2 separate regions of the Homo sapiens genome follow, and region 2 is linked to region 1. The links are chromatin contacts, found by Hi-C in ENCODE. All regions are on one chromosome and are shown on one strand. The core of a region is the stretch at or near the end of the contact, and the rest is flanking DNA. Distances in the headings are between cores, read along the strand shown.

The links. Hi-C counts contacts between places; a loop is a spot of excess contacts on that map. Pooled maps may share reads with other maps.
Region 2: a pooled map shows a loop between it and region 1 (22-fold over the local background). The contact joins the promoter of NRL here to the promoter of SUPT16H in region 1. A Hi-C loop is called at or near these places in 7 of 50 pooled maps.

The regions. Positions count from the first base shown.
Region 1 is chr14:21,380,887-21,385,875 of GRCh38, forward strand. SUPT16H (SPT16 homolog, facilitates chromatin remodeling subunit) reads right to left here and starts at 3,133. Exons shown (of 26, transcript NM_007192.4): 1 at 2,976-3,133. The coding sequence starts at 3,041. It overlaps CHD8 (chromodomain helicase DNA binding protein 8), which reads right to left. Exons shown (of 38, transcript NM_001170629.2): 38 at 4,313-4,989. The coding sequence ends at 4,727. It overlaps LOC107984643 (a long non-coding RNA gene), which reads left to right and starts at 3,387. Exons shown (of 2, transcript XR_001750627.2): 1 at 3,387-3,827.
Region 2 is chr14:24,113,637-24,119,355 of GRCh38, forward strand. It overlaps NRL (neural retina leucine zipper), which reads right to left and starts at 1,313. Exons shown (of 3, transcript NM_001354768.3): 1 at 1,086-1,313. It overlaps DCAF11 (DDB1 and CUL4 associated factor 11), which reads left to right and starts at 1,141. Exons shown (of 15, transcript NM_025230.5): 1 at 1,141-1,657; 2 at 1,746-2,113; 3 at 3,281-3,408; 4 at 3,630-3,757; 5 at 4,032-4,096; 6 at 4,419-4,519; 7 at 4,752-4,898; 8 at 5,114-5,168; 9 at 5,509-5,577. The coding sequence starts at 1,959. RefSeq lists enhancers at 394-1,109, 691-830, 1,071-1,220.

The DNA.
Region 1 (4,989 bases), core at 1,883-4,382:
TGGTTAAAAATAATCGTAATCATGAAAAGGCTGGCAATCCCTGAAGAAGGATCTAGTAGGCATAAGAGGACAAAGAAACATGCAGCCCATTTCCAGGAACCACCACTACCACCTGCGATATTCTAATAATACAGAGAAGGTGCTGCAAATCCTTTCTGCTCTTAGCAGCTCTCACTTAAAACATAAGAGGCAAGACTGGATCTAGACTCAAACCTCCAGGAGTCATAAAACAATAGTACGTTCTAAGGTCTCCTGTTGATTTTTGACTGACTCCATTTTCCCATCTCTAAAATGACACGATTTACTTAGATACAGGGCTTAATATTTTTGAAATTTCTATTCAGTTAAAAGTACATGGTAACTACAATTGTTTTTAGGACATAAGTTATGAAAATTATAATTAAAAAATATTTTATTTGCAATAGCCTCAAAATATGTACCTAACTGAAAATTAACTTGCAGATAGGTAAGGTTAATTCCTATTCTTATTTTTAAAAAAGGGAAGAAAAAGCTTAGTAGCCTATCAGTTCTCTACAACCCTGTGTACTTGTATTTGGACTGCTGGAACTACCAGGTTCAACCACTACAGCTTTTAAGGGCTTATAATCAAGAGTATTTAAAATTAAAAGTGGGTTTGGAGCCCAAATCATTTTTTAGTTAATTTTAGTCATAACAGTTTTTTTTTTTAAGATGGAAGCTGAAAGCAAAAGGCTTGGGATTTATTTTTTTTTTTTTTAATTTATTTTTTAAAGACGGGGTCTCATCCAGGCTGGAGTGCAGTGATGCGATTACAGCTCACTGCAGCCTCAAACTCCTGGGCTCAAGGGATCCTTCTGCCTCAGCATCACAAGTAGCTAGGACTATAGGCACACACCACCATGCCTGGTTAATTTATTTGCCTTTTTTTTTTTTTTGTAGAGACGGGGGTCTCATCATCTTGCCCAGGCTGGTCTTTAACTCCTGGCCTCATGTGCTGGGTACAGGCATGAGTCACGGTGCCCAGCCAGGTTTGGAATTTTTACCATTAACTTCAACTTATTCTATTTCAATCCCAGTTTTCTTATTAAAAAAAGGAAAAGGTGTAAAAGAGAAAAGTTATACAACACACCTATATATCCCACTATCTTTCTGCTATATCCAGGAGGATAAGCGACTAGATTTAACCCAGAAAACTACTATCTCTGATTAAGTGTATCAGAATGAAAGCACTGTAGGGTGAAAAGACTGCATACACAAAGAACTTCTACAGGTGGGTTCTGGACACATTAACACAAAAGCAGAAAGTCTTATTCAAGTAAGTTTTTCATAATAGCCACAGGTTTTGTTAACTGGTACATTTTTACATAGATTTGGCTCATAACTTTACACCATCAGTGTCTTATCAATATCTAACATTCTCCCAAGATGATGTCATTAAGGTAGTAAGAGGGCCAAGATAAACTTTAAAGATTTTTGAGATACAAAAAAAAATGGTGGGTGGGAAATAACTTTCATGGATTTAAAGACTATCAGTTTTATTAGGTTTGCCAACCTGTCTTCAGGCCACAGTTAATTTGTCATGTAGAGGAAGTGAGAGCTATAGATTAGTTTTCATGAATGGTATAGAGAGAATGAAATTATTTGATGAATCTGAATCACTGGGACTAGAAACAATTTTCATACCAAAGGTTCACAGTTTCAGGGTTTATGGGTACAAGAGAGGGCTTCGGATTTTTAGTACTTACTGATCATTAGAAAGTATCAAGGTTTTAAAATGTTTTTCTAACATCGATTATGTTTGAATAATATGACACTGAGAGAAGCTGCAAAAAATCATTTGGTAGAAATTAATCAAAAAATTAAAAAAAATAAAATGTTCAGTATTCATCTAGCATTTAGTTCTTATTTTTCCTTTTCATAAAATGCAAGAGAATCAATTTTATTTTCAATTATCTAATGTATTTAGCCCCAAAAGATGAAACATGCACAGACAGCTTTAATATGAATGGCAAGGAAACGACCAATTTTAATGGCTTGGTTTTAGTAGATGACCAGTTTGAAAGATAATTTACAATGCTGAAATGAGAGCTGATCATTTTTCTCAAAACGTTTTTCAGGTTAAAAAAAAATCTTTATTAGCTGTATCTTCCCTTGATGACAGGGTTCAGGGGCAAGACTTAAGCTAGCCAACTCAGACTGCATCACAGAATGCAACCAAATGTTTGCTCAATTAGTAAGTTAACATCATAAAAATAAGTTTTAACTGTGGACGTTTTTAGAGCAGCAAAACTGCCGAATCTTTAAAAAACTGGGAACTGCCACAGCTCTTTTAATGAACACGTGCCCCGGATACGCTACCAAGGAACTAATAAGGTTTTAGGCATCGTTTTGTTTTGTTTTGTTATTACTAATGCCTGCAGGCTTTCAGCGTTAGGTCCCTCTCTGTAACCCACAGCAGGGCCTAGAACATGAGGCGGTTGCGCGTGAGCAGTATTTCTTTTTTTAACTCCAGCAAAAGCCCCGCAAACGATAAACGCTAAAAGCCCGATTGACATCCTCCTTGCCCTTCCATCTCTCCTTTACGAAGACGGTTATAATCCTGGCGGGACCAGGGGTGGAATATTGTGGTTCTGGAGGGACAGAGCGAGTGCGTGAGAACACGGCAGGGGAGGGCAGCAAGACGTGACCACGGAGTAGGAGGGAAGGATGTTGCCTCTTCTAGGGCGGGAAGAGACTGCGAGAGGTGCTGCTATGCATGACCAAGGCTGGCACGCGGGGAAGATGGTGATGGCCGCAGGACAGGGTGAATGCGGGGGATTCCCTGTTAAGGGGCAGCGTTCGTGGCCGCCTCCGGTGAATGATTCGGGAGCAACGAAAAGGGTGAGGCACAGAACCCGGGAATTCCTGACCGAAAGAGAAAAAAGGGCGCCGAGAAACAGGGTTATTATGGGATGGCTAAGGGGGCTCCCTAGGAAAAATTACAGGATCTTCCTCACCCGCCAATTGCTGTACAGTCTCTTCACTCGCCGATAATAAGCGTCTTTGTCCAGAGTCACAGCCATAGCCCCGGACGCCGCTTCTCCTCGGGTTCCGAGAATCACGCGAGGTCCCGGCTCAGCCACCCGCTCTCGGCCCAGGAATCCCGCACTCTCCCAATGACCCGGAAGTATCGACCTCAAAGATGCCCTTTCCGCTTCCGGGTCCCAACAGCGTTAGGTTTTTTTTTTGTTTGTTTGTTTGTTTTGTTTTTTTCCAACCCTCTTTCGGATGGACGGGGGAAAGAGAGAAAGAAAAACGAGGGAAAATCAACAAAATGTGCGATGCAAAGAGTCGATTTTCGCGGGGTTTGTCAACTTCGCCACTGCCGCACGCGAATCGACGTCGTCACGTGACGGTCTGCCTCCGCCCTTATTAACTCTCAGCCCAGCGGCGGTTTCCAGGACCTCAGACTTTTTGCCGAGGCGGCAGTCCCTAGACGAAGCGAAGGAGGCGGCGCCTGCCCCGCCCACAAGAGCTGCCGCGCGCGGGTGTTATAGCTCCACCCCATCTGCAAAGGAAGGGGGAGCGGAAAGAGCGGGATCTAGCGTGGGATAAAAGTGGGACTACTACAGTGTAACTGGGCATGCGCCCCTCCTAGAAATGATGGGAATGCAAAAGCCCTTGACTGCTCCAGGACTCGAGGGATCCTCGGTGCCAGGATGCTGGGTCAAGCGCTCCGCCGGGACAGAGGACTCATACCAGGGAAATGGAGCCCAGCCTCGTGATAAACTACGACCCAAGCTGGGGGAGGAACCTAGTTTTCGAAAGGAAAATAATATGCGCAAGCTTTAACTGAGCAGTGGGATGGTGTAAGTCAGAGGAAACAGATGACTTGAGGGGCTCTACAAACTTTTAGTTCCTTCCCACAACCCCACCCCCTGAGCCCAAGTCGCGGCAGCATCCTTCCAGTCGGCCAGTCCCCTTGCTGCAGTTCATGAAAACTGGCACTATTCTATGGCTTCCCCCAAATAACCGTTACTTCAGTTAATTAGAAACAAAACATAAATGGTTCCTGATGACATTCTTGCTCCCTGTCTCTTCTAAAAACTTGGAGTTTGAATCCAGAAGTTTGCCTACCTACCATTTACCTTAAATAATTCCCTTGCCTTTAGCCAGCTGGACAGTCTACATTTGTATATACCCTTTAGAGGAGTACAGATGACTTGTCTGCTGTAAGGCAATTTAGTATAAACAGTATTGAACTTAAGGAAAGTGGTGCTGAAATTACCCACCATTAACAACTCAAAATCAATACACTGGGTTTGAGCAAACATAGAACAAAGGAAGAGTGGAAAAGGATTAACTTAAATTTATTAATGCCAAGGGGAAAGAAGGTAACAGTTCCTGACCCTCCAGCTGTATCCACAGTTCGGCCAGGAACAGGCTCTGCCAGAGGCTAGGGCCAGCGCTACATAGTCTGTGGTTAATGGAGGTGACTAGGGAGGGGTGAGCACACCAGCTGCTCTAGTCTCCTTTCCTTCCCCAGAAATGAGGAAGTGGTCATGTATTATTTTAGGAGTTCCCCTGCCCACCCAATCCTCTCATAATTGGGAGCAATCAGGTACATTTTTTTTTTTTTTTCCTTTTCACCTCCTGGAGTCCTGGACTTCCCCACATCTCCCCTGCCCCTCCCACGTTTCCATAGTCCAAGGGCCAGAGTAAATGAAAATACAGCAGCCGCCCAAGCAATGGGGCCCATGCTGGGGCTTCAGTCATCAGCATCTTCACTGGAGTCTGAGTTAGCTGGCATCATAGGATCATCAATGAGTGAGAAGTCCCTTTCTGAGCTATCATAGCCCTGAGATAAGTCATCATCATCTTCTTCATCCTCATCGTCATCCTCCTCAGGTTGCAGTGGTGGCAACCGCAAGGTAGTACCAGAGGCGGTAGTCACTGGTGAAGAGGGGTAGCCAGGGGCTCTCAAGCCTGGATGGTGATGGTGGTGATGGTGGGGGTGGGGGTGGTGGTGGT
Region 2 (5,719 bases), core at 63-2,562, 2.7 Mb after region 1:
TAACACTAGAACATTAAACCAAACATTCAGGACCCTTCTAAGCGCAGAGGCCATCAAAGCTAGCCCTGGTGACAAGCTCAGGTCTCCGGATCTAGAGACTAGGAGACGTCGCCCGAAAGCTGGCCAAACCCTCGCCCTCACTGGGAGAGGCCCCAGGAGGGCCCAAGAAGGCCACGAGCCCTCGCTCCCATCCCTGCCCTCAGGAGCGGGCGGAGGGAAGCTCGCAGCTTTCCCAAGGAAGTGCAGGCTGCAGGGAATGAAGTTCAGCTCGGACCCTGAGCCTCTGAGCCCGAGACAGCAAGGTCATTCAACCCACACGTCCCCACCCAGCCAGGGCGAGGATCAGAGATGTGGCAACTCCCGGCCTTGGACTCAGGCTTGTTACTCATAAACCCGCAGGAGGGGGCAGGAGGGGGCAGGAGGCGGCGAGCGCGCACCCTGGACCCGCGGCCGGGGGCGGAGAGGCACCGCGAGGACAGAGGGACTAGCGAAGGTCTGCAAATCCCGGAGGGCCAAGGGAGCGTCAAAGGGGACAGCGGAACCGGAAAAGCTTTGACAGAAAGACGCGTGTATTAGGGAACGTCTGCAAAGACCGCGGCGGAAAGCCAGGGATTGTCTTAAAAAATTGTCAGACCGGATAAAGGGAGGTCTAAAAGGGGACCGTCCCAAGAGCAAGGCTTCCAAAAGCTAAGCCCGGAAGGACGGTATGGAGGTCTACTGGGACGCTGGGCACCCCTTAGGGCAGAACCGACTGGAGCTGCGGCCAGCGACAGAAGAACGGCTCCAGCTGGACAGGGGAAGCAGTGGGGAGAAAGGAGGCCCTTGGGCACTGTCTGAAAAGTGCGATGCCAAATGATCTTTAGGGACAGACAGTAAATTATATCCCTTGCTAAAATACCTCTCGGTAGCGAACCACCAAACGTTTCTTTTTTAAGCCCCGCCTCTCAGCCGTTACGCCTAGTTCGGCTGTCTCTGATTCAGGAAGCTGGCAGTTCCCACTTACTCCTCCCCAGCAAGAGCTAACAGCCCTCCTTGGGTGTGCACTTTCTCCTCCCCTCAGGCACCTCGCGCATTCTCCCGCCTACCTATCAATCATCGTGCTCCGCTGTCCAGTTGGCTGGCCAAGGGGGCGGGGCCGTCGTGTGACGTTTGCAGCCCGCCGGCCAGGAAGCCGCGAGATGCGTGACGAGCGAAGCGCGTGACGGAGGAGCGGTTGGCCAACGCAGTGGCGGCAGTCGGTGTAAACAAGGCCTCGCGCCGCTGCGGGTCCTGCGACCGCTCCTGGCTGGTGGGTGGTCTCGCGTGGGGCGGTTACCGCCGGCTTCAGTGGGAGGTGCTTCTCGGCTTCCTCCCCCTCATGGCGTACACACCCCCGGCGCACCACGTGGGCGTGAGGCGAGGAAGGAGGGGTGTTAGGCCAAATTCTATTTTCATTGGCTGTCACTGCTGCCGGCCTTTGTAAGGGGGCGCTCTGATTGGTCGATAAGGTGGGGGCGTCGAGGGTCTTTGAGTCCTAAGGCTTCTAATTGGTTAGATGAGATAAGCTAGTGAAGCGCTTTCTTCCGAGAGGGATTTCGATTGGTCGGTCAGAGAGGTTACCTGGAAATCCAACACCGCCCAACACCCCTCCCGCTCCCCAGTCCGGGGACTTCGATAGGTGAGTTTGGTGTAGAAAACAAATCTTTCTTCAGTTGGTGAGCTAGGGTAGCGCACTACGGTTCACTCTTGCTTTCTTTGCTTCACAGGATTGGAGAAGGTTTGTGTTCCCGACGCCTTGGTAGTTGGCATAGGCTAAAGAAAAGGGATCTCAGCCCCGAGGAAGGGTCACCCTCCTAGAGATAGCTACTACCCCGTCTCAGGAGACCCTGGTATTTCTAGAGCACGCTTTGCTTTCACCAAACCCAAGGAGGTGACAGGAGGAGCCCCCGCACAGGACCTAAGAATGCTGTGACCAGAAGATGGGATCGCGGAACAGCAGCAGTGCAGGATCCGGGTCCGGAGACCCCTCCGAGGGCTTGCCCCGAAGAGGGGCTGGCCTGCGTCGGAGTGAGGAAGAGGAAGAAGAGGATGAAGATGTGGATCTGGCCCAGGTACTGGCCTATCTCCTCCGCAGGTAACTTACCCTCTGGTGTGACCCCCAGCAGGTGCTACCACAGTGCCTTGATCCCAACTCCAGGCAGGAAAATTACAGAGGTTAGGAAATGGGATTCGCTCAGGACAGCTGTTCTGTTTGAGCTGAACAGCCTTTCCCTGCTGGGCACCCATGGCACTCAGCTCCATACCCAGTAAGAGTGGTTCTTACCTAGGGAGGGTCACCAAGAGGACCTGCTCATGTGTTTGAGGGGCTATTCAAGGGAGCCTGTCTCTGTGACTACACAAATATAGTCTATTTTCCAAGTAAGCTTGAAAAAAAAAAGGGGGGGGTCCTAGTGGGAAAGGAGTGATGTAAGGGGTGAAGAGATGGGAAGGGAGTGTTGAACTTTTTAGTAAGGCAGTTGACACATGATATGAGGCCACTTCGATTTACTTGAAAAACAAGTTTAATTTGCCCTGACTCTAACCTGTTCTTGAGGAAAGAATGCCTTGAAGGGAGAGACCACCTGGAATTGACTGGAAAAGGGTGCAGCTGGCTTTCTTTCTTTGCTTATGGCTCTTTGAGGAGAAGATGGGTTTGGGGGTCCCTTCAGAATATTGTATTCTTTTTTGTTTGTGTTTTGTGTTGTTTTTAGTAGACATAGACAGGGCTCACTGTGTTCCCCAGTCTGGAGAACGGGCTATTCACAGGTGTGATCAAGTGCACACCACAGCCTGCAACTCCTGGGCTCAAGCAATCCTTGCCTCCCAGGTAGCTAAGACTACAGTTGCACACACCACCGCACCCAGCTTAGAATATTGTCTTCTGTGGTGGACTTCTCAGGCAGAGGCTCAGAAGGAAATGCTGTGAGGATGTTTAGCTTGTTGGGAGGTCAACTTAGTAGGTCATGTCCACAGCGTATTGGTCTTGCTCTTGTTCTAAGGAAATGATGTTAGAATGTTTAGCTCGCTGGGAGGTCAACTTAGTAGGTCACGTCCACAGCATGTTGGTCTTGCTCTTGCTGTAAGAGTAAAACTCTCTTTCCTACTGTGTTTTATAGGAGACCAAAAATAACAGCCAAGGTCTAGTCAGCCTCAAACCTCAAAATGAGTACCAAGTGGTCTAAGAGCTAGATAGCCATTGACTCTGAATTTGGTTGGTTTGGGGGAAGAAGTCCCCTCCTTTATAATGGGGGTCTCTCCACAGAGGCCAAGTGAGGTTGGTGCAGGGAGGAGGTGCAGCAAATTTACAATTCATTCAGGCCCTCTTGGACTCAGAGGAAGAGAATGACAGAGCTTGGGATGGTCGTCTTGGGGATCGATACAACCCACCTGGTAAGAGGAAAAGCCCCTAATGTTGGAAGACTTTTACTAGAAAACCTTTTAGTGATATTTTGAATGATAGGTTACATTGAAAGAAGGTACGATAATTTAAGGAATAAGGAGTCCTTACAGCCCCAGTATATTCAGCCACAGGGGTGGGCTTGGGTACAGTTCTGCTAACTGTCCTCTGAGGCTGGCAGACCTAGGATGAAACTTCTCCTTGGTACTCACAGTGGATGCTACCCCTGACACCCGGGAGCTGGAATTCAATGAGATCAAGACACAAGTGGAACTGGCCACAGGGCAGCTGGGGCTTAGGCGGGCCGCCCAGAAGCACAGCTTTCCTCGAATGTTGCACCAGGTAGGCCTCTCCACCTCCCAGCCTGGCAGCAGGCCTGCCAAAGCAGCCAGAAGCTCTGCCAGCCCCAGAGAAAAAGGAAGTCAACTTTCCAAAGTAGAAGCCTCAAGCGCTGGGGCTGGAGAGTTAACCAGCCTCCATCGGAGTTCTGTGGGACAGACTATGATGTGTGTGTCCATTTCTATAACAAGAGCAATATCTTTGGAGGAGGGGGCTTGATATGGCTGAAGTGGCCCTCTATTTCTGCTAGCAATATTCCCCAATCCCTTCCATTTAGAGAGAACGGGGCCTCTGCCATCGGGGAAGCTTCTCCCTTGGAGAACAGTCTCGAGTGATATCTCAGTGAGTATGGGGCTTGGTGAAGAGACTCTAAGGGCCAGATAGGTCTTATCTCCTAAACTTTGAAGGGGTAGGTGTTAAAGGAGCCTCAGAGATATTAAAGGTTAGGTTAAATGGGGTTGAAACTTTGAGAGTAAACAAAGTAGAAAAGTGTAGAAAATTGTAGAAATTTAGAGGATGGTGGAATGGTTGAAAGACGGGATTGCACTCACAGCCAAAAGGGAAGAATGACTGTTCTGATATTCCAGCTCTGTTAGGATTCTGCTGATTGGGACACTCCTTATCCTGAGCACCCCTCACCCTCACTTTCTCTCTCCTTCCCTAGCTTCTTGCCCAATGATCTGGGCTTCACTGATAGCTACTCTCAGAAGGCTTTCTGTGGCATCTACAGCAAAGATGGTCAAATATTCATGTCTGCTTGCCAAGGTACCAGACCCTGGTCCTATAAACTATCTTTTCCTGGAACATGGGACATTCCCCCTGACTGAGGCTAGAAAGCCACAGACGGGGAGCTCAGACCTGGCTTAAGGATGCTTAGCCAGACCATGTTTCCCATGATAAAGGGAAGACTCCACAGGTACACTGAGTGGGAGATGTCTAATCTAGAAAAGTTACAAGGAAACTGTCCCATAATTCTGCCTGATCTTTACTTACACAGACCAGACAATCCGACTCTATGACTGCCGATATGGCCGTTTCCGTAAATTCAAGAGCATCAAGGCCCGCGACGTAGGCTGGAGCGTCTTGGATGTGGCCTTCACCCCTGATGGGAACCACTTCCTCTACTCTAGCTGGTCTGATTACAGTGAGTATGCACCAGGCTTCCACTGACTCTCCAGCCTGGGACCTGAGGTTTCCATGTGCCTGTCCCCTCTGAGCCAGGATCCCTCACTTTGTCCTGGGAAAATCACTCCCAAAGTGCTCCAGTACCCTTGTCCCCTGTTTGATCTCTTCCCTAGCTTCACTTCCACTCTTCTTCCCCCATCCCTGAAAGATTCTTGTTTTTCTTGCTTCTCTTAGTTCATATCTGCAATATCTATGGTGAGGGAGATACACACACTGCCCTGGATCTCAGGTACTGGCTTCCCTTTCTGGTCAGACTCATCAGAAACTTCTCAAGGGAAGCTCTTTGGGAGCAAACCTCTTGAGTTGGAAGTTCTGTTTAGGGGAAAAAGTATACTGGTGGGTCTGTGTGCATTCCTGGGAGGGAAGCACCATCTTGTCAGCCAGAGGACTGGGTAAAATAGATGGTTGCAGGATGATTTCTGGGTTCTCACTGAGCATCTGCATTATGGTGCATGTTAGCCAGACTTCTTTTTTCCCCTGGGGATGTGCCTTACAACCGTTGTCAGATTTTATGTAGATTAACAAAAGCTGAAGGAAGTCCACTTAACCCAGCTCCTTCTTGCTTTTAGGCCAGATGAGCGTCGCTTTGCTGTCTTCTCCATTGCTGTCTCCTCAGATGGACGAGAAGTACTAGGAGGGTAAGTGCTTGTGGGGTATGTTTCCCTCAATAACAAGATGGGGGTTCTGCCAGAGATGAGTTCTGCTGTTACACAGATGGCACTGGCAGCTGCAGAGAACAACCAGACCTTCTCCCAAGGTCAGGATTTACAAGTTGCTTCA